2 separate regions of the Homo sapiens genome follow, and region 2 is linked to region 1. Evidence: read pairs that join two places in POLR2A ChIA-PET (ENCODE). Cell type or tissue: PC-9. All regions are shown on one strand. Each heading gives the region's core, and the rest is flanking DNA. Links, peaks and the distances in the headings are about the cores only. Region 1 has its middle 35 kb from the start of SVIL. Region 2 overlaps SVIL (supervillin).

What was found. ChIA-PET counts read pairs that join two places held together with the same protein. Peaks named below come from ENCODE experiments on the same cell type or tissue, not always from the same donor. Only the 100,000 strongest peaks of a DNase experiment are listed, where the experiment ranks them.
Region 2: POLR2A ChIA-PET joins it to region 1 with 5 read pairs; 4 of 35 experiments call an interaction of 5 or more read pairs at or near these places.

Annotation. Positions count from the first base shown.
Region 1 is chr10:29,663,870-29,675,530 of GRCh38, reverse strand. It overlaps a transcript of SVIL not described here. Among named protein-coding and RNA genes, the nearest start is that of SVIL, 35 kb to the right of the region's middle. RefSeq lists an enhancer at 7,881-8,438. In PC-9, for the core only: no CTCF peak of the experiment used is centred there; a DNase peak (open chromatin) is centred at 6,700; H3K27ac peaks cover 1,922 bases.
Region 2 is chr10:29,588,932-29,600,592 of GRCh38, reverse strand. All of the region lies in intron 1 of SVIL (supervillin), which reads left to right. Among named protein-coding and RNA genes, the nearest start is that of MIR938, 7.6 kb to the left of the region's middle. In PC-9, for the core only: no CTCF peak of the experiment used is centred there; no DNase peak of the experiment used is centred there.

The sequences.
Region 1 (11,661 bases), core at 5,265-7,764:
CTGGAGAGGGCTGGTTTCTTCTTGTTCTTTTTGTTTTGTTTTGTTTTAGAGACAATTGCAGTGCAGTGGCACAATTGTAGCTCACTGTAACCTTTAATTCCTGGGCTCAAATGATCCTCCAGCCTCAGTCTCCTGAGAAGCTAGGACCACAGGCATGCACCACCATGTCCAGCTAATTGGTTAACTTTTTCTTTGCAGAAATGGGGTCTTACTGTGTTGCCTAAGCTGATCTCAAACTCCTAACCTCAAGTGATCCTCCCACCTTGGCCCTGCAAAATTCTGGGATTACAAACATGAGCCATTGTGCCCAGCTGAGGGCTGGTTTCTAGAAATGGTGGTATGCCAGGCTTCATACTGGGGTCATGCATGTGGACTGGGCTCATTGGCCTGATTGCTCTAGCAATATGTGGGGTAGGAAGAATCATGCCCCCTCTCTCCTCCTCTTCGAAAAATGTCCACATCCCAATCCCTGGAAGCTGTGAATATGTTCAGTTATATGGCAGTTGGGAATTAAGGTTGCGAGTCAGCTGTCCTTGAGATGGGGAGATTATCCTGGACTATCCAGGTGGGACTTTTGTAATCGCAAAGGTCCTCGGAAGTGAAGAAGGAAGTCAGGAGAGTCAGTGTCAGAGTGATGCCGTGGGACACAGTCTTCAGGGCTGTTGCTGCCTTGAAGATGCAGGAAGGGGCCGTGAGCCAAGGAATGCAGGTGGCCTCTAGAAGCTGGAAAAGGCAAGAAAATGGATTCTCCTTGAGAGCCTCCAGCAGAAATGAGGCCCTGCCAACACCTTGACTTGTAGCCCAGTGAGACCCAAACATCTAACATCTAAAACTATAAATAAGAATTTGTGTTGTTTTAAGTCACCACGTACATAGTCATTTGTTACAGCAAGCTATAGCAAACAATCCAAATGGAGACCTGTCTCTGGTTTGGAAATGCGAGACATTCTTATTTATTTGTGGAATATAATATAATGGAAAATTTATGGAATATAAGTAACTCCAAGAAGATTCTTGTCAACATTAATTCTGAGATTTTTCTAAGCTAATTTATTTTACTACAGTAAGGCCAGGAACTTTATTGCTTTGCTGTTGTCTCCTCACTGCCTCGATCAGTGCCTAATTCATTCCTTTTTGAATGAATGAATCTTTTCTAACCAAACTCATGAAAAACCCTAAGAAACACCCCCCACTTTTTTTGAGACAGAATCTCATTTTGTCACCCAGGCTGGAGTGCAGTGGATCACAGCTCACTGCAGCCTCAACCTCCCAAGTTCAAGTGATCCTCCCCACTTGGCTTCCCAAGTAGCTGGGACCACAGGTGCACACCACCACGTCTGGCTAATTTTTTAATTTTTTTTTTGTAGAAATCAGGTCTTGCTATGTTGCCTAGACTGGTCTCAAACTCCTGGGCTCAAGTGAACCTCCCGCCTTGGCCTTCCAAAATGCTCTCATTACAGGTGTGATCCACTGTGCTTGGCCCCACCTTTTCAAAAAAAAATTTATGCTAAATTGTAAATGTTAAATTGAGGCTCTTGTTATAGACAAGGCATATCATACTTCGCATTATCATTCAAAGATGAGAGGCTTAATTAGAGAATTTTCTACAGTTGGGTTTTAACAAGAGCCATTCTTAACTTCCTTGGGGTCTAAGAACTTCTTGGTACCTACACATGGTTGAAATGTTAACCCTGTACTTTGCTGCTTAGCAAGACTGCTGTAATGCTGATATGGTTTGGCTCTGTGCCCCCACCCAAATCTCATCTCGAAATTGTAATCCCCACACATCGAGGGAGGGACCTGATGGGAGATGATTGGATCATGGAGGCGGTTTCCCCCATGCTGTTCTCGTGATAGTGAGTTCTCGCGATAGTGAGTTCTCGCAAGATCTGATGGTTTAAAAGTGTTTGGCAGTTCCCCCCTAGCTCTCTCTCTCTCTCTCTCTCTCTCCCCCCTAATGCCATGTAAGACGTGCCTTGCTTCCCCTTTGCCTTCCGCCATGATTTTAAGTTTCCTGGGGCCTCCCACACTATGCAGAACTGTGAGTCAATTAACCCTCTTTTCTGTATAAATTACTCAGTCTCAGGTAGTTCTTTATAGCAATGTAAAAATGGACTAATACAAATACATAGCAAGTTAGGACCTTAAGTCAGTGATTAAAAAAAAAAAGTATTCATTATTTGTGAAACTCAGCTTGGAATATCTGATATTATTTACTAACATATAATTAATAATCATTGCATGGCATCTTTTAGAATAAGAATATTTCTAGTGTAGATTTATTTCTTTACTCATTCTCTAAAGAAATCTTTGCTAAGGCAGGTCACAGTAGCTCACGCCTGTAATCCCCGCACTTTGAGAGGCCAAGGTGGGTGAATCACCTGAGGTCAGGAATTCAAGACAAGCCTGGCCAACATGGTGAAACCCCATCTCTACTGAAAATACAAAAATTAGCTGGGTGTGGCGGTGGGTGCCTGTAATCCCAGCTACTCGGGAGGCTGAGGCAGGAGAATTGCTTTAACCTGGGAGGCTGCAGTTGCAATGAGCCAATATCACACCACTGCACTCCAGCCTGGGCAACAGAGTGAGACTCTGTCTCAAAACAACAACAACAACAAAACAAAACAAAAACTTTGCTAAGATCCTGCTGTGTGCCAGGCACTGGAGAAACAAAGATAAATAAACAAGATATGGAATTTTTTCCAGAGGAAGCCACATTCTAGATGCAAAGAAAGATAAGTGAGTAGCTCAAGAGAACATGGAATAGCAGTGCTAAAATAATTTAGGGTGCCAAGAGGAAGGAACTTCCCACTCTGCAGGAAGAGTGCAGCAGAGAGGAGGAGATATTTGAACCTAGTACTGAAGCACAAGGAGGAGCATAGCAAATGAAAGAAATAAACATTATTAATTGCCTACTGAATACCAGGCACCATGCTGGGCACTTATGTGCGTAATTTTATTATTTAATTTTTACCCTAAGGAAAATTGGATTTAGTTAAGTAACTTTGCAAAGCCACCCAGAGTGGCATTTCTATTTTTTTCTTTTTTCTTTTTTTAGAGACAGGATCTTGCTCTGTCGCCCAGGCTGAAGCACAGCGGTGTGATCACGGCTCACTGCAGCCTCAACCTCCTATGCTTAGGTGATCCAGGATGGCATTTCTGGTTATTGTCTTAGAAATCATTGGTTTTAACACTCTAGAGGAGAGACTGGCAGACTTTTCTGTAAAGGGCCATATTATAAATGTTTCAGGTTTTGTGGACCATACAGTCTTTGCTCTAATTATTCAACATTGCCACTGGAACATGAAAACAGCCATAGATAATACAGAAATGAATAAGCATGGCTGTGTTCGAATAAAATTTTATTGGCAAAAATTGGCAGTGATGTGGCCCACAGGTTACAGTTTGCTGACCCCTGGTCTAGAAGAGCAATTACAGGTACCATTTTGTTTGGAGATATTTCTGGAGAGGGAGCCTATAGGTTTCATTAGCTTCTTAAGTGGGTCAGCGACTACTGGGATTTCTGGTCAGTGACAGTTTCAGAATGTATTATAGAACCTCACAGAGAAATGATAGCAGGCTGGATTAATAATAGAGATTCAGACTGACCCAATTTTCTAGCATTTTACATCATAAGGATTAATATTTTACAGACCTCTGAGAATCCAGATATAATACATCTTTAGGTCATTAGAGAGGAGTCCAAAGAGAAAACCACACTAGTTCAGTGTTGGCAGAGGATTTGACATTGTGTGGCCATGTGTATATTTTAACTTGGAGATTTAAAAAAATAGGAATAGAGATGATATGTCTGGAGCCATTGGAAAGAAATAAGGTAAATATCTGAATGGATGACCTAGGAGAAGCCTAGAGTATACAGCCTCAATCCTGCTGTCTTCTGGAAAGACGCAGAAACAGCTGGTTAGTGTAGCAAGGAAGGGGATATGTGATCGGAAGTCCCAGCTTCAGTTTGGAAAAGCAGAATGCATCCTTGACATCTTAAAACAATAAGCCAGAAAAATCTGTCTTGAATAGTTGATACTGTGGGAAAAGTCACTAAGTTCAGAGATTCGAGTAAGGAATACTTTAGAGCAACACAGCGAATTTTCTTTTAAGAACGGATCTTTCCAAAGCATATCCTAAGAGATGTAGTGTGGTGGGAAAACACCTGGGAAAACCAATAAAGGACTTCCAAAATGTTATTGAAAGGAAACATTGGGAAGCTGTTGAAGGCATCTATCCCGGGGCTACGTGACTAAGAGGAGATTTTTCTCTTGGCTGATAATGGAAGGGTGGATAAGTAAGGTTACTTTGGGGAGCTAATTTCTTTTGAGTAAAACTTCTCAAAAATGAAAAGCAGATGAAGTTTTAAAGGTGGGTTCAAGGTTTGGACGGTTCCAGCTGGATTGAAACATTTTCTCTCCAACAGAGGAAATAGATGAAAAGTGAAGTCGGTGCCTGCAGTCTCTGGGGTCTCTGCGCCTGGTGTTCCAAGGAGGATTTTGATCTGGTCCCTCATCAGACTCTGTTGTTGCTCTTAGGGTTGGATGGGAGGAAAGAGGAGGAAAAGATGGAAAATAGAGGAGTTGTTGGACTCCTGGAAGAAGCACATGTTAGCCAGCCACAGTTACTCCAATCAAAACAATTTAAACTTTCCCTTCCATTTTGAATCCTGGGCACGATTCCTGTCTTGGCTGAAACAGATGTGATTTTGGGACATGTACAAAATCTTATAATATGGAGGCTGAGCCTTGCTGGCTTTCCTGCCACTGCACTTCACTCTAACTTGCAGGGATCAATTCCATACCGTTTTACATTCTCTTGTTGTTTCTGGCCTCTTTCTAGATGAAATGCAGCTTCATAAAAACTCAGAGTTTCCTGAACCTATAAATCTTAGAGCAGCTGAAGAAAATAATCTATAAAGCCGATAAATGCTTTGATATGGATTATGTCAAACAAACGATGTTTACACAAAAGACTTTAACATGTAGACCAATTAAAGATTCTTGTAATTTGACTTCTCTTTCCCATCAGACTAAGCCTTTGTATCACAGAAATGTGACAGAAAATACCCACACTCTGCAACCTGGCTGACATACTTTTGTTTTAGCAAGGGTTAAATAAAGGGGCTCTTCAAAGCATTGTTGATCTATTTTATAAAGCTTTGAAGCTTTTATTAGCTTTGCTGGAAATCTTTGTTTCCTGGAAAGTTCTCTAATGGAATATATCGCTTCTCACAGAAATCCATTTCTTAGGTGTATATAGTCAGTGGCCTAGTTGGTGGAGATGCTATTACAAGATTAAATTAATATCTAAACTGGTCCTGAGTCAACTATTTCCATTCTAAAATGTTTAAAGTCTTAAGGTTTAAAACTATTGGGGTCAAATTAACCTTTTCTTTATCTTTTTTTTTTTTGAGATGGAGTCTCACCCTGTCTCCCAGGCTGGAGTGCAGTGGTGCAATCATGGCTCACTGCAACCTTGACCTTTTGGGCTCAAGTGATCCTCCCTGCTCAGCCTCCCAGGTGGCTGGGACTACAGGTGCACACCACCATGCCCAGCTAATTTTTAAATTTTTTTGTAGAGATAAGGTCTCCCTGAGTTGCCTAGGCTGGTCTTGAACTCTTGGACTAAAGTGATCCTCTCATCTCAGCCTCCCAAACTGCTGAGATTATAGGCGTTGCCACCACAGCCGGCAACTTTCCTTTATCTTAAATCATGTCACTAACTCCCAGACAGCAATATCAATACATTTTCCAGCAATTCAGGTGGCTGCTAACCTGCTTCGTCCCAACATCTCGATCTCCATCTCCATCAACGGCACCTTCGTTCACTCAGCGGCCCAGTCTGGCCACTTCTCAGTGCCTCCACTGTGACCTCCCAGCCCAGGGCCATCATCTCTGTCAGGATGGCTGTGGGGGCCTCCTATAGAGCTCCATGCTTCTTCTCATCCACCTCCCTGTCTACCCATTCCCCAAAGTCTGTTTTCCTCAGAGCAACTACAGTGAGTCTTTAAAACTAAATTGAGATCATGTCACTCTCTTGTTTTTATCCAACTGGGGCTTCTAGAAACTCTCAGAATAAACTCCAAAGTCCTGGCCCAGAGCCTGTGTGGCCAGCACTCAGCCATCACTGAACAGCACTTCCTGCTGGTTATCCGGGCTCTCTTCCTTTCACTCACTGCACGCCAGCCAAACTGGCCACTTTGCAAGTTTCGTGCACAGACCAGTCATACTCCCATCTCAAGAGATGGGAGTTGATGCTTGTTCTTTCCTCCAGCAAAACTCTCCCTGCAGATGTGCCCCAGCCTTCTTCCCCAATTCTTCTGGGGCTCTGCTCAAATGGTAGCTCCTCAGAGACACAGACCACTTTATCTAAAACAGAATCCCCCATCCTCTTAATCTACTTCCCCTTCCCTGCTCTTATCAGCTGACATTCAGTCTCTTAGGGATCAATACATGTATTTGTCCATTCATTTATTTATTTGTCAGTTACTCCCAAAAGAATGTGAGCTCCATAGAGACAGGGACATTGGTTTATCATTGTACCTATAGTGCCTAGAACAGTACTCAGCACACATGGGCAACCAGGAGTATTGACTCTAGAAAAAAACTGGAATCCTTCACATTGTTTTTGGTCTGGGTGTGTAGGCTGAATCATAGTGCAGTTATGTTTTTTCAATAGTACAGTAATTTGAAAAAATCTTTCTGCTCCACTAAAGGTTTGCCATTTGACGGTCAAGATTTATCTTAGATTTGGCTGGGCGCAGTGACTCACACCTGTAATCCCAACCCTCAGGGAGGCCAAGGTGGGTGGATCACCTGAGGTCAGGAGTTCAAGACCAGCCTGGCCAACATGGTGAAACTCCGTCTCTACTAAAAATACAAAAATTAGCCGGGTGTGGTAGCACGTGCCTGTAGTCCCAGCTACTTGGGAGGCTGAGACAGGAGAATTGCTTGAACCCAGAAGACAGTGGTTGCAGTGAGCTGAGATGGCGCCATTGCACTCCAGCCTGGGCAACAGAGTGAGACTTCATCTCAAAGAAAAAAAAATTATCTTAGATTTTACTTCTTGCCTGAAGATTTTAGCAGTAACCTTGGCTTACTTTCAACATAATTAAACATTTGGATTGCAGTAGCTGAGTATTTCAGTGAGTTAGTGGTTTTGTAGGCCTCATCTGTGTAGACAGACAGCTACTGGATCCTTTCTGCCTTCTTTCCTTGGTGATGAGCAGGTGCATACTTAGCATGAGGAGAAAAAGCCCCATATTCCTCTGTTTTTTCTTTTTTTGAGACAGGGTCTCACTCTGGTGCCCAGGCTACAGTACAGTGCTCCTCTATTTTTAATACAAGAGAGTTCCCATTATTATCTAAACACTCAGAGGTAGCTTTAAGAAATTTTATATGGCTAAGGGAGCTTTATTCTCTAAAAATAAGCTATTAATAGTCGTCCTGTAAATATAGGGTGAGAATAAATTGGACCTGGGAGTTAGTAAAGGAAGTTAGACACATGGTTTGTAGAACCTTGTAGAAGATGACAATAGCCCTATTCCATGAGATAATTTTATTGGCATCATTTCTCTGAGCTGCTTTTAGAAAGTCAGATTTATTGGTATATAACTCATATATAATAACGTTGCCTCTTTTTAGTGTACAGCTTATTTTTTTTTTTTTTGAGAGACAGGGTCTTGCTGTGTCACCCAAGCTACAGTACAGTGGCACAGGCATGGTTCCCTGCATCTTTAAAGTCCTGGGCTCAAGCAGTCCTCCTGCCTCAGCCTCCTGAGTAGCTAGGACAGTAGGCGCACACTGCACCACCACACCTGGCTTATTTTTATTCTTTGTAGAGACATGGTCTTGCTATGTTTCCCAGGCTTGTCTTGAACTCCTGATCTCAAATGATCCTTCCCTCTCAACCTCCCAAAGTGTTGAGATTACAGGTGTGAGCCACTACACCTGGCCCAGGTGTGTTTTGAGAAGACCATACCATTGTGTAGCCACCGACATAATCAAGATGTAAATATCCATCATCCTGAAAAAGTTCCTTGTTGCCCCGTGTCATCAGTTCCCACACTCAGCCCCCAAATTCTGGCAACGACTGCTGTTTTCTATCCCTACAGTTTTGCCTTTTCCAGAATGTTATGCAAATGGAGTCACACAGGATGTCTTTTGAGTCTGGCTTCTCTTAAGCTGATCCACATTGTTGTGTGTCAATAGCAGTTCCTTTTTGTTGCTGAGTTGTGTTCTATTGTATTGTTGTAGAGTTTGCTTATTCACTCACCAAAGGACTTTGAGATTGTTTCCATATTTTAGTGATTATGAATAAAACACCAGTTCCATTTATGAGCAGATTTTTATGGAAACATAAGTTTTCACTTTTTCTTGAGTAAATACATAGGGTGTGGAGTTGCTGGTTCATAAGGTAAGTTTAACTTGATGAAAAAAAGAAGAAACACCTGCTAGGCTGTTTCCCAAAGTACCTGTGCCACTTTTTTGCATTCCAACCAGCAAAATGTGAGCGCTCCTACCTCCTTCAGAGCCTTCAAGCACTAACACCCTGTATTAGTCTTTTCTCATGCTGCTAATAAAGACATACCCAAAACTGGGTAATTTATAAAGGAAAGAAGTTTAATGGACTCTATGGGAGCTACAATTCAAGATGAGGTTTGGGTGGAGACACAGCCAAACCATATTATGCCCAGTGTGATTTTCCTCCTTGAAGAGAAACCTCGGAATATGACTTTCCCTTTTCTTCCCCTCAATTTTGTGTTCCAATCCCTTCTACTTAGAACTTTAAATTACTTTTATTTAGAAGTCCTTCTAGCTTCACTATTGCCGGAGTTTCTTTTTTCCTTCTCTGCACATAACACAGTGTGTTGTACTCAGGAGATGCTAAGTGCACATCTGTTTCTCTTGGGTGTAGTAAACTAAGTAAAACTGAGCTCAAGGGTAATACCCACCCTTAGTGAGACCTTGGCGTAAGTGTACCAGGCTCACGGGTCGTCTGTACGAGGCAGTGGACTCCTATCCCAAGATCTAGGGAGAGATCCCTATCACGTCTTTCCAGGCAAAAAGGTATCCTTAGGTGTGGGATATAAAACTATGTTGGGACTTTTGCAGTGACAAAGATCCTTTTTGCCCCAGGCAGAGAAGTCAGATGCAAATCTCTATGGTTATTAAAAGGCATATAGATTTATCTTGGAGATACTACTTAGGATGTCGTGAAATCTTGTGAAAACCTTTTTACCTCTCTCAAAGCTGTTGTATTATTTTTTTAAAGAGTGGAACATCAGAGCATAATGGTTAGGAGTAGGCCAGGTACACGGTGGCTCACGCTTGTAATCCTAGCACTTTGAAAGGCTGAGGCAGGAGGATCACTTGAGGCCAGGAGTTTGAGACCAGCCTGGGCCACATAGTGAAACCCTGTCTTTATAAAAAATAAAAAAATTAGCCAGGCATGATGGCATGTGCCTACAGGGCTAGCTACTGTTGAGACGCTAAGGAGGGAGGATCCCTTGGTAACATGCATCCAGAAGGCATCACTTAAACCTTGAGAAAGGAGGTGAAAGTCATCCAGGATCAATCAGGACCCATCCCCTTTTTTCCCCCGTTATGGGGGTTGATAGGCAGAGAGTATGAAGAGTGAACTGGAGCCCTTAGTGTATGTTTGTCTTACCAAACATAGTTTGCATAGCAGTAGGGTTTTTTGTTTGTTTGTTTGTTTGTTTGTTTGTTTTTGAGATGGAGTCTCACTCTGTTGTCCAGGCTGGAGTGCAGTGGCGCAATCTTGGCTCACTGCAAGCTCCGCCCCCTGGGTTCACACCATTGTCCTGCCTCAGCCTCCTGAGTAGCTGGGACTACAGGCGTCCGCCACCATGCCTGGCTAATTTTTGTATTTTTAGTAGAGATGGGGTTTCATTTTGTTAGCCAGGATGGTCTCGATCTCCTGACCTCGTGATCCACCAGCCTCGGCCTCCCAAAGTGCTGGGATTACAGACGTGAGCCACTGTGCCTGGCCAGCAGTAGGTTTTTAAGTCTGGTATTAGTTGTCCACCTAGACAAAAAAGAGCAAGGCCTAGCATAATAATTTATTTTCATGAAAATGTGCACCTATGAAGTCAGTAGAGAGCAACAGAAAATATTTGCCTTCGCCAGGTGCTGAATTGCATGGATTGCAACTGTATGGGATTCAGGAGTCCAGAGAGGGATCAACATATCTTGAGACACCACGATTGCTTTGACTCTACTGCAAGCTCCTGGGAAGACCATCGTTTGCCTCCTTTTTTTTTTTTTTTTTTTTTTTTGAGACAAGATCTTGCTCTGTCACCCAGGCTGGAGTGCAGTGGTGGCAATCACAGCTCACTGCAGCCTCGAACTCCTGAGCTCAAGTGATCCTCCCATCTCAGCCTCCTGAGTAGCTGGCACTACAGGCTTACTTAAAAAAATTTTGTAGAGATATACATAGGGTCTCACTATGTTGCTCCAGCTGGTCTTGAACTCCTGGCCTCAAGCAATTCTCCCACCTCAACCTTCTAAAGTGCTGGGATTACAGGCATAAGCCCTTGCCTCTTTCTTAGTTCTCTTTTTATTGAGGTGCCTACATGAATAGTGTCTCCTGGACCTTTCTGTAAAAATACACTTATATGATTGTATGATTTGCAAACTTCTTCAGGTTTGAGGACAGTTGGAGGAAATCATGGTGTTCTTTGAGGCACACTGAAATGTTGAAATGTTGCATTCTGTTTTTCTGTTTTACGACTTAGCTCATTATATGCTTTATCATCATATATACAAATGTATGCATCCATATATGTATGTGTGCATGTGTGTGTGTGTGTGTATATATATATATATAAAATTACGAAATATAAAATTGACTCTTCTCTAATGGGTAGATGGTTTTGTTGATTTGACATTTTATTTATTTACTTTTTACAAATGTTCAAATAACAACAGTTATTATTATTGTTATTCCTGTGGCTAAACCAACCCTGGATGGCTGAGAATTAATTAGCTGTAATTGTTATTTATAATCAAGATCAGGCATTTGGCATGAATTAAGGAGACAGGGAGAGGTCGCTGAGCTTGAATCCAGGCAGCCAGAGGTCTCCTGCTATAGACAATATTACATCATATTCACACATGCATGTATCTGTCACACACCAACCTGAGTTTTTCTTCAATGTTTGCTACTTATTTATTCATTTTGTGTTTGCTATTAAGCAAGTGGTAGGAGCCATCAAAAAAAACATACATTTAAAAAAAATTATGAATATACATTTTGAAAAAGTGTATGAGAGATTCTTAAAGTTGAGAATTCTGCCCATTAACTCAATTTTTCCACTTGTGATTTTGGTTAATACCATATCCTTGAATCAGAACATCTCCCAGGGTTTTGCAGGAGTGTACTAAAAAATGTATGAGGACCTGATGTGTCCTTTTAAGAACCTGTGCTGTCATGGGATACACGGGAAGGTCATCCAATGGCAGCATAAAGACCATCAAATGGGGAACGTGTCCCGTAGGAAGATATCCCCAAGGACAGAGGGGTAGTGGAGTTTCTGGATCTCACCAGGGAGGATTGTGGTTCTTATTTTAGCTCCCTCTCCTTGATGTGCCCTTGGCGTCAGTTGCTATTTTGACTGTGAGCATCTTCTTGCAG
Region 2 (11,661 bases), core at 4,629-7,128, 74 kb after region 1:
TTATAAAAGAAAATGGTGAGTTCTTACAGTCCTGATTTTGCCACTGACAGCACCTTAGCCAACCTGTGTGTTTCTCCATCTGATGTGGAGGTGCAACAGGCCTGGGCTGCACGCTGATTCACCTGGGGAACTTTAAAAAAATTCCCATGCCTGGGTCCCACCCAGAGATTCTGGTGCCGTATGTCTGGGTGTGGTGAGGGGCATGGGAAGGTTAAGACTCCTTAGGAGGGTCTAACAATGCTCAGCTCCAGTTGGCAATGACTAAACCAGAGGACTTCTAAAGACACCTCCAACCTTCCCCTTTGTGATTTCTAGTCTGTGTCATACATAACTAATGGCCAAAATTCAGAGTAAAAATTTTTCAGTGATTCATGTAACGAGCTCATCCAGCCAGACATGGTGGCTCATACCTGTAGCCCAAGCTATTGGGAGGTTGAAGTGGGGAAATTGGTTGAGCCCAGGAGTTTGAAGCTGCAGTGAGTCATGACTGCACCATTGTACTCCAGCCTGGGCAACAGAGTGAGACCCTATCTCTTAAGAAAAAAAAAGAATCAAAAAAATCTCATCCAGCCCAAAGCACTCAATAGTAGAGTACCTCTTTTGCCACATGTAGTGGATTTTATTGGTTCTTTTGTGGGATGCATTTACCAGATTACCCTACTCCTACCTCTAACTCTTCCATTAGGATAGCAAACCAAACAGAAGAGGGCTGTCATTAATAACGTTCTACTTAATAGGCACTTGATGAACATCTTCCACATTTGGTGTAAATTCCATTCACCCTGCGAGCCACCCATATCCTGTCTATCTGACCGTTGGGAAATTGATTTTGTTATTTTTGCTTCTCCCTGGAGGACTGCACAAAGTTTTAAGACAGGCTTGGCATGGTGGCTCATGCCTGTAATCCCAGCACTTGGGGAGGCCAAGGTGGGCGGATCATCTGAGGTCAGGAGTTCGAGACCAGCCTGGCTAACATGGCGAAACCCCGTCTCTACTAAAAATACAAAAGATTAGCTGGCTGTGGTGGCACATACCCGTAGTCCCAGCTACTCAGGAGGCTGAGGCACAAGAACCACTTGAACCCGGGAAGCAGAGGTTGCAGTGAGCTGAGATCATGCCTCTGCACTCCAGCCTGGGCGAGAGAGCGAGACTCTGTCTCAAAAAAAAAAGTTTTAAAACAAAAAGGCAAGACTGAACAAAAAAAAATGGAGGGCAAATAAAAGAAAGAAAACAACATTCTCACGATGTTGAATGTGTTCTAAATTTTCCAGGCAAGAGAAAAGAACAGCTGTGATTCTGCGAGTTTGCCTGAGTGTCAAGGTCAGACTTAGGAGTTGAGTGTTGTCCTGCGTGTCAGGCTGAGGTTCCTCGCTCTCATCTCTTACTTGCCCAGACTCGTGATTGCAGGGATGAGATAGTCCTGCTATAGGAAACATTTTTTTTTCTTTGCCAGATCAGCATGATCAAATGTTTCTAAAGCTAAACCAAATGACATATTGGCTTGCAAGGATTACCCACACCCTTGCATCAGTAAAAAAAGAAACAAACTGAACTGCCTGGAGGGAGTGGAGAGAGGCTATTTTGTGCTCTGAAAGATGCCCAAGGCAGCTGTAGATAGCATTGTTTTCATGAAACGTTGGCTGGGCTGGCCTGTGCATTAGCTCATGTTCCAAATCTGTCACCAGAAGAATGTAGTGAGAATCTTGTTTCAATCTTCTTTTCTTTCTCGCTTCACTCTTTCCTCAACCAGAGTCCAGCATCTACACAGCCGCTGTGGCCAAGGTTTGAAAACAGCAGTTTTGAATAAAACCTAACAGGCTTTTCACATTATTCTAAAAAGGAATGGAGGCCCTTTGATGCCCATTTCCAGGCCTTATTTCCCCACTCACCCCAGAGACAGTTGCTGCTGAGTTTTCAAACATATGGATTATCCTTTCTCTGAGGAATCTCCACTGAAACTAGAGATGGCAGAGGGAAAACTGGGGGCAGCCGTAACTGCATGCTGGCATTTGCAGCTCAGGTTGGTCATTTCTGTCCACAGGGGCACAGGCAGCAATCCAGGGATTTTGTACAACCTTCAGGGACCAAACAACCTTTTGGTCCTCAGTCCCACACCCACAGGTTCAGAACCCACCTGTTAACCCTTCATGTTTTCCTCTCACTAGCCCTATGGGGCTTTTTCCCTCAAATTTTTTTTATTGTGGTAAAATACACACACCATAAAATGTACTATCTTAACCATTTGAAGTGTACAGTTTGGTGGTATTAAATATCAGTATATCCACATTGTCGTGCAACCATCCCCATCCATCTCCCAAATTCTTCTCATCTTGGAAAACTGAAACTCTATACGTATTAAACTTCCCATTCCCCCAGCCCCTGACAATCACCATTCTACCTTCTAGCTCTGTGAATGTCACAAGTACATCATTATGTGGGATCATACAGTATTTTTTTGTGACTGGCTTATTATACTTAGCATGATCTACGTTGTAGCAGGTGTCAGAATTTCCTTCCTTTGAAAGGCTGAATAATATTCCACTGGGTTTAGATACACCACGTTTTGTTGACCCATTCACCCATCAAGGGACCCAAGTTGCTTCCACATTTTAGCTACAGTGAATAATGCTACTAGAAACATAAGGGCACAAAGCTGGGTCTGTGACACCCTGCTTTTAATTCTTTTGTCACAAGCCCTGTTGTTTTAACCTTGCTGTGTGAGCGGTGGCAGAGATGTGAGTTACCCTGAGTTACCGGCTGTGAATCTGTAAGGGTCCACAGCAACTTCAGTCCTTGCCTCCTAAAAAGAAATAATTCAACTGAGGGGCATCAAGCAGAAAGAGACTAAGGCAAGGTTCAGAGCAGGAGTGGAAGTGTATTTTAAAAGGTTTTAGGCCTGGCGTGGTGGTTCACGCCTGTAATCCCAGCACTTTGGGAGGCCGCGGCTGGTGGATCACTTGAGGTCAGGAGTTCGAGACCAGCCTGGCCAACATGGCAAAAACCCGTCTCTACTAAAAATACAAAAATTAGCCAGGCGTGGTGGTGGGCACCTGTAATCCCAGCTACTCGTGAGGCTGAACCCAGGAGGTGGAGGTTGCAGTGAGCCAAGATTGCCACTGCTCTCCAGCCTGTGCAACAGAGCAAGACTCCCTCTCAAAAATAAAAATAAAAGGATTTAGAACAGGAAAGAACTCTTAGAAGAGATCCAGGTGGGCGCCTGAAGGCCCAAGAGAAAAAAAAAGGAGGCATTTACCCTTGATCCTGGGACTTTATAGGCTGCCCTCTCTCCCATGATTCTTCCCTCAGGGCGGGCTTTCTGCATGCTCAGTGCCCTCTTTCCCCTTTGGAAGTGAGCAGTGCAGCCCGTTTAAGGAGTTATGCACATGCCCACAATATCATACTTCGCCATTTTGTCTCTTAACGCGTATGCCCAAGAGGTTGCTTCTCCCTGGGGTCTGCATTCAGTTAACACTTTTAATGTTAACAGGTGTGCAACCTCAGGAGCCGGTCTCTCCCTGGCTGCCGAATTACCGTTTTTAGAGAGGCAATGCGATAGTTGCTGGACCATCACCAGACATTCCTGGTAGGGGGGCGGGAGAGCCCTCTCCTGCCCTGCCCATGTCTAACTACCTGTAGCAGCTGGAGATCAGTCTCCTCATCGTAGCAATGGAGACAGCATACACTTAACTTCATGCTAGCGGGATCACACGAAGCTGCCTTGATTAAAGCCCTTTGTGAATTCTCAAACACTTTACCATTGTCCATTTATGCGGTGTGAAGATGAAACGAGATATGGAAAGCATTCTGCATGCAGTGAAATGCTGTACAAATGGACAGTATAGTGTGACTCATTTATGCTACCATGGGATGGGTTCTGTACTTGGCCCTTGGTGGGAACTTGGTTTCCATACATGAGAAAGTAACAAAAGGGAGGTGCAGGAGGGGATGGGGGTCCTCCCTCTAGCCCAATGCCCAGTGGCCCTGAAACTCCCTGAGTTGTGGCATCATCCCCCACCCCCACATTTTCCAAACCTCTTAATTCCTCTATTGCTGGATGGCTTACTGAAATGCTCTTCCCATGATCTCTGTGGGCAAAGGCAAATAATTTTTTTTTCTTTTACAGACAGGGCCTCGCTCTGTTGCCCAAGCTGGAGTGCAGTAGCACAATCACAGCTCACTGCAGCCTTGAACTCCTGGGCTTAAGTGATCTTCCTGCCACAGCCTCCTAAGTAGCTGGGACTGTAGGTGCATGCCACCATGCCCAGCTCATTTGTTTTTAGTCTTTATAGAGACGGGGTCTCACTATCTTGCTTACACTGGTCTCAAACTCCTGGCCTCAAGCAATCCTCCCACCTCGGCCTCCCAAAGGGCTGGGAATACAGGCAAGAGCCACTGCGCCCATCCAGGAAGGGAATTTTTAAAGGACAAATTATGGTGGTGCATAGCTACAGAGCCCACTAGACACAGCTCTCCCTGAAGAAGGAATCCTCGTGAAGGAGAAGGGGTGTGTGGTGCTTCTGTGCTCTCATATGTGACACCTGCTCACATGCACACAGGCTGGCCTCATCATGCATGACTGTAAAGACATTTTGGGTCACACTGCAGAAAAGAAAGTGTTGGGACTGGTCTCTAAGCTCGCCCTGCAGAAACAGCGAGCTGTCCTAGCTGTCCTGGGAATGATGGGGCCACAGACTACATGGCCAAGAGCAGGCAGAGCAGCTACTGTTTCCCTAGGGCCACGTGTGGAATGAGTCACTTCATCAGCTCACCACAACTGCTGGCCTGGCACCTGGGTCCTACGGAGAGGGCAATGGCAGGTAAAGTGCCATCACAGAACCACCAGGCACCGAAGACCGCGTTGCCTGCTTGGACGATATGGGCCTGGCTCACTGCAGAAGAGAGGCACTGATGCTAGAGACTTTCCCCTGGGCCATATGTATTTTTGTCTTGAAAGAGGAGTCGTAAGGGTTTGCCTACCCAAAAGCTATTTTGTTTCATATTTACATTTTTAGTTCTTTCTCCATTAAGAAAACGATTAGTGAAATGAATGGAATTCGCCTTCTTTGCTGCTATTGCTTATGTGTTCCTATTTCACCATCTTTTGTAAATAACAGTGTTGTTGCTGTCAGGGCACTTCTCCCTCACTGGGCACGTGCCTTTCTGTGCTGTGGCCAGCCCACCATCGCCTGTCCTCACCTGCCATCCATACCCTAGCAGAGCCGTGCTGCTCTGAGGGTGCCGGGTGGGGCTCCATTCTTACCCTAGCAAACTCACCAGAACAAAGCCCACCTGCCCAACCCTGTCCTTGTCTCATTTCTCAGCTTCCCGAGGCTCCCTTCCATACCCACAGAGGCAGGACTGCTAGAGCCCCACTCATGAGAATCACAGTCATTTCCCAGCTTCCTGGGGCTTCCTTCCATGCCCGCAGAACAGAGGCGGGACTGCTAGAGCCCCACTCATGAGAATCACAGTTTCCACAGAGAAGACCAGTCTAGCTTGGACTGTGGGTTCCTGGTTTTGCAGATGTAGAGTGGTGAAGGCCTAACCGAGGAGAGGAAACAGGAGTGTAACAGAGTCTCCATTCCAGGACCAGCATCTCTTCCCTCCCCTTCAGGGGTTTACCTTCCTGAACTTCTCAGTGTATGAAACACAGCAGGGGCTGGGGAACTATACAACCCAGAGGTGTGTTTGTTTCAAGTATTTTTTAGAGCAGTTTCAGGTTCAAAATTGAGCAGAGGCTGGGCGCAGTGGCTTACGCCTGTAATCCCAATGCTTTGGAAGGCTGAGGCAGGCTGACTGCTTGAGCCCAGGAGTTCAAGACTGGCCTAGGCAATATGGCGAAACCCTGTCTCTACTAAAAATACAAAAATTATCTGGGTGTGGTGGCACACACCTGTAGTCCCAGCTACTCGGGAGGCTGAGGTGGGAGGGTCACCTGAGCCCAGGAGGCAAAGATTGCGATGAGCCCAGACTGCACCACTGGACTTCAGCCTGGGTGACAGAGTGAGACCATGTTTCAAAAAAAAAAAAAAAGAAAAAAAATTAAGAAGGTACAGAGATTTCCCATAAACTCCTCGCCTCCCACTTGCACAGCCTCCCCTACTATCAACATCCCCCACTAGAGTGGTACATACGCTACAATTGATGAGCCTACACTGACACATCATTATCACCCAGAGTCCACAGTTTAATTAGGGTTTACTCTTGGTGTATAGCCTGTGGGTTTGAACAAATATATAATGATAATATGTATTATTATACAGGTTGAGTATCTCTCATCCGAAATGGTTGGGACCTAGGAGTGTTTCAGATCTTAGAATTTTTTTTTATTTTGGAATATTTGCATGTACATAATGAGATATCTTGGGGACAGGACTGATGTCTAAACACCAAATTCTTTTATGTTTCATGTATACCTTATATACATGGCCTTAAGTTTATTTTACATAACATTTTAAATAGTTTTGTGTATGAAACAGAGTTTGTGTCCATTGAACAATCAGAAATCAAAAGTGTCATTGTCTCATGTCGAAGCTCAAAAACCTTGTGATTTTGGAGCTGAACCAATTTTGGATTTTCTGATTAGGGATGCTCAACCTGTAGTACACTACGGGGTATTTTCACCGCCTTGAAAACTCCACTGTGCTCCACCTATGTATTCCTCCCTCCCCTCCCAACCCCAGAGAACCACTGATCTGCTTACTGTCTCCATAGTTTTGCCAAGTTTCTTAGAACTGGGTATAAATTAAGAATAAAAGGGCATTTCTCAGTCTCTAAGGATAAGGGCTTGGGCGCAGTCCATTTAATGACATTATTTTCCTTATGAAAAATTATAGGATTGATTTATTGACTATTTCTTAACATGTGTATGGTGTTAAATATTCTTAATAAGTTTTGGCACATTGTCCAAAATATTACATTGTAAATTTGGGAAGTTCCATAGTTCTTTTACTTAGAAGGTTTGAATTAGAGGTGAATTGCCCGAGATTTGAGAAGGAGGCCGGGAGGCAGAGAGTGGAAGGCATTTGATGTATCTGGGTTTTGATAACCACCCTGTTCATGTTTTAGTGAAGACCATCTTTGGCTTCTAAGGACTTGAGTCTGACAGATAGGCAACTGGGGGGCCCATGTGTGGATTTCCCTTGGTCTGGAATCTTCCTGATGGGCAGATGGGGAGTGAGAAATGCTCTCGAGTCCACAGTTGAAATATTTGGGGATCTTTAGTGACACCAGCCTATATCCTTTATGTGAAGGTCCAGGAGTGAGTTTCAGGCACTTAACAGTTAACATCCAACTGTCCGCTACTGTCAGAGCCTGCAGAGGACTGTGGGACAGGCTGTGTCTTGTGTGTACTTTTATAATAGTGTAAAATGTTAATGAAGTATTGCGTTATAATATGATTTTACTATAAAATGACAGAATATCTCTTTTTTTTTCAACAAGTATTCTCTAACTCTACAAATATCAATGTGGCTGCTATCAAAAAATTTTAAACATAGCGCAGATTAGGGCCACAGTCTTCAAGGTAATATTTAAACCTGGATCACCATATTTGATAGCTTTCAATGTGACCTTGAATATCCAAAGTCCTGCTTCTGTTTAAAACTTCCCTACAACAATTTAATAAATTAGAATTTTAGAGACTTTTTTTCCTTTAAATTTAGAAAGTGAGTTGAAATTCAACCTATTTCCACCACCCTTTTGCTAGCCCTAAAGAATGAGATAGAACATTAGTCATTAGAATGAACTTTAATCTAGGCCTTGATCATGAAGGAAATATTTAGATGAATGATTTGAATTTTGTTTAGACTCAGTGTAATTTTAGTCACACAGATTTTGCTTGAAAATCAGCTAGGCTTCTTTTACCCCAAGAGAAGATTTTTACCTAACGAAGTTCACCTTGCATGTTTTAACATTGATTTTTTATGCTTACTTTACTGTTAATTTGGATCAAATATTGGGTCTGGAAAATGCTCCTCCCCTTCCTACGTAACTGTCAGAGTCCATGCAACGATGGACACCTTGACATTGAAACCTCCATTACGGAGGTCTCACTGTTAACTGGAAGAATCGCAGCTGCAAGAAACTGAACAGCACCTGGCGACTTAGGTAGAATTTGAAACAGAAATGAGAAACCAACATGTATTCAGCTTTTGTGAAATTGTGTGCTTCTAGAAGCTTCTTCTTGCCCCTTGCCTTGTGAAATATCGAAGAGGCTTTATTTTCTTATTCGGAAATAGGTAACATGTTGGAAAATAGAATATGCAAATATTACACTTAGATGCTTAAAAGCAGTGACATTGTTTCAGAGAAATCCCCTTTTTTCTTTCTTTCTATTTTTGAGAAAGAGTCTCACTCTGTTGCCCAGGCTGGAGTGCAGTGGCACCATCTTGCCTCACTGCAACCTCCGCCTCCCAGGTTCAAGCAATTCTCCCACCTCAGCCTCCCAAGCAGCTGGGATTATAGGCATATACCACCATTCCTGGCTAATTGTTTGTATTCTTAGTAGAGATGTGGTTTTCCTATGTTGGCCAGGCTGGTCTCGAACTCCTGACCTCAAGTGATCCATCTGCCTCAGCCTCCCAAAGTGCTGGGATTACAGGCATGAGCCACAGCACCCAGCCCAGAGAAACCTCTTTATGTCCCATGAGCATTAGAGCAGTACCCAGAACCATGTAAGGTACTAGCAGTGGTAAATGCCTGGCAGGCTCTTTGCTCATCTTCCTCCTAAGCCAGGAACAGGCATCAGCCCTCACCCAGAGCACTTGGATCTCCCCACGTGTGCTAAGATCCCTTCGCAGCATGGAGCTTCATGCAGCAAGGCCGATGACATAAGCTGGCATGAGTTCTGTCTGCTGCCCTGGTATATCCTATAGCACCTAATGTGCTGGAAGGACTCACGTATTTAGGAACATGATAGTTCTCAGGCTGTCAGTTTTTTAAAAAGGTGCAGGGTGCAGGGGAGGAGAATCTGGAAGTTACTATTGCTTTGTCAGAGGTGAGATTCTGAGTAAAATGTTCGCACAGTAGCAATGCTTATGTACAAAATTTTTACTATGGCACAGGATTGCATCAGGTTTTATAGAGAGAGCTATTACTTTTTTATAAGACTGCCTCACTTTTATAACTGTCAGTATATTAGCTTATAATACAGACAATTGAAAATAGCAAAAGCACTTTTATATAGCTGACAATAAAGCCTCTTAGTTTGGATTCCCTGGGTTTCAATGCCATGGCCCACAGTCATTTTACTCAACAGGTTCTTCTTGAGGGCATGGGGTAGAAAGTTCTGGACCTGCCTGGGAGGTCAAGGTGAGAATGACAGCCAAGGAGCTGAAGAGAGAAACCAGCAATGCAGAAGCACAGGTGTTCCCAGAGTATTTGAGATTTCATGCATGTAAACACATTTCACTTCACATATATTAAAAAAGAAGGCCAATAAGTGTGTGAAACATTAATCTTTATTTGGTTATTACTAGAACATAAGTTTGTGTGGGCAGGGAGTTTGTCTCACTGTATCCACAGCCCCAGAACCGGGCTTGGCCTCTTGGGTGCTCCATAAATATTTGTTCAGTGGATGAATGAAATAATTTGCTAACATTTAATTTCTTGCATGTCTTGGAGATATTAAAACTACTTTAAACAAAGATGTCCTTGCTTCAGGGTTTCTATTTGGAGTGTTTTGTAAAATTGGCTTTGGGAGATGCATTGATTCTTTTCTGCCACCAGGGGGAGGTATAGTGCAGTTCAGGAATCAAGTTTTTAAGTTTTTTCAAAGAGGGGTTAGTACTTCAACTGATACTCTTAGATGTGGATAACTGTGACTAAGTTAAATCAGCACTGCAGGATGAGGTTTAAAGGTATTTCAGCATATTTCAAGCTTAACACAAGCATGTGTCCGGGTTAAAAATAATATCCATAAATACAGCCTGATAATGTGCTTAAATATAAAACATATAAATAGGTTGCAAAAGATGACTGAATCTTTCATCATTTTATGATCACTTTCTGCCACCCAACCAGATGGCATATGTGATCTACTAGCCAGAAGGTGTAAAGTACATGTTAAAGTGAACAAATACTCTTTTTTTCTTCAGAACAGGAAAAGATCTGATAAAAATCTATCATTCTGTCCATGCGGTTGGCACCGTTTTAATGTCGGGGGAAAATGCAGTGGTTCTAGTTCTGCTTCGTAGACAGTGACTAAATATATACCGTCAAGGCTGAGTGTCAGGGGCTGGCTCAGTACAATCAAGCATGTGAATAGCTCTTTTGTGCTGGGAACCTGTTGGGCAGCCTTACTTAATTGGGGAGCCACGGGACAGGAGGTCTGGTAATATCTTTATTATTAAGGAGAGAGTCCCAGGGGCTGGAAGGGAGGAATTTTCCTTTACAACTTTTTTTTTTTTTTTTTTTTTTTTTTTTTTGAGACGGAGTCTTGCTCTGTTGCCAAGGCTGGAGAGCAGTGGCGCAATCTTGGCTCACTGCAACCTCCGCCTCCCAGGTTCAAGCAATTCTCTGCCTCAGCCTCCTGAGTAGCTGGGATTACAGGCACATGCCACCACACCTGGCTAATTTTTTGCATTTTTAGTAGAGACGGGGTTTCACCATCTTGGCCAGGCTGGTCTTCACTCCTGACCTCGTGATCCACCCACCTCAGCCTCCCAAAGTGCTGGGATTACAGGCGTGAGCCACCACGCCTGGCCAACAACATTATTTTTAGTGAGAACAAACTTAATTTTAGTTCAGTAGACATTGCCTATTATGTGGGAAATTAATGTATTCTTTTATTACTATCTTCAGTTTGCAGTTCCTGAGGTCTTGAGGTTTGGCCATATAAGAACATCCAGGTAGATCAAGGTCTCTCGGCAACTCCAGACCCCCTGTTCCAGGAGTCTTGATTGACAGAGCTTGCTGCAAGTCAGTAGCCAGCAGCTAAATTGTCTCACCTCGTTTTCTTTTCTTGCCTGGTCTCTGGGTGGAAGTTCCAATTAGGGCTCAAACAGCCCCCAAAGCCGGCAGCTGAAGAGGAAAGGGGGAATACGGTGGTGCTTCAGTGCCATCTAATTTGGCCTTAAACAGTAGGAAATTAGCTGCTTGTCATTAAAATAAACAAATGCCAGCCTGTTCCGTGCTGCATGCTGCAGGGGACTTGCAAGGGGACTGGTGAAGTCCCCACAGTTTCTGGGGTTTACAGGGGGCCCAGAGCCGCTCTCCTCCCCTCCAGATTCCCACCACACTGTTGGCCAGCTGTGGATCCTCTCCTCCTTTGCCTAAGTTAGAGGAGACAAAGGTGAGTGTGAGCTGAGTGCTTCAGTGTCGAGGCCGTGCGGGCGATGATGTGATAGGGCGGCATGGGGTTGGTGTTACTTAAAACTCCGTTTCCCAACGCTGCTTTCCACAGAGCTGGAGGACAGGCTTTTGGTGTCGAGTGTCTCACATCCTTGTTTTTTTTCCCTTTGGCATGAATATCTAGACAGGAATTTCTGATAAACTCCTGTGAACCGAAAAGTCACCGAGGCATCTCAATCCACTTAAAGGTTTATTTTGCCAACATTCAGGATGCTCCTGGGGAAAAAGGGACACAAGTCCCAGTGGGATGAATGTCCTGTGCTTTTTCCAAACTGGGTTTGGGTTTGAGGACTTCAGTATTTTAAGGAC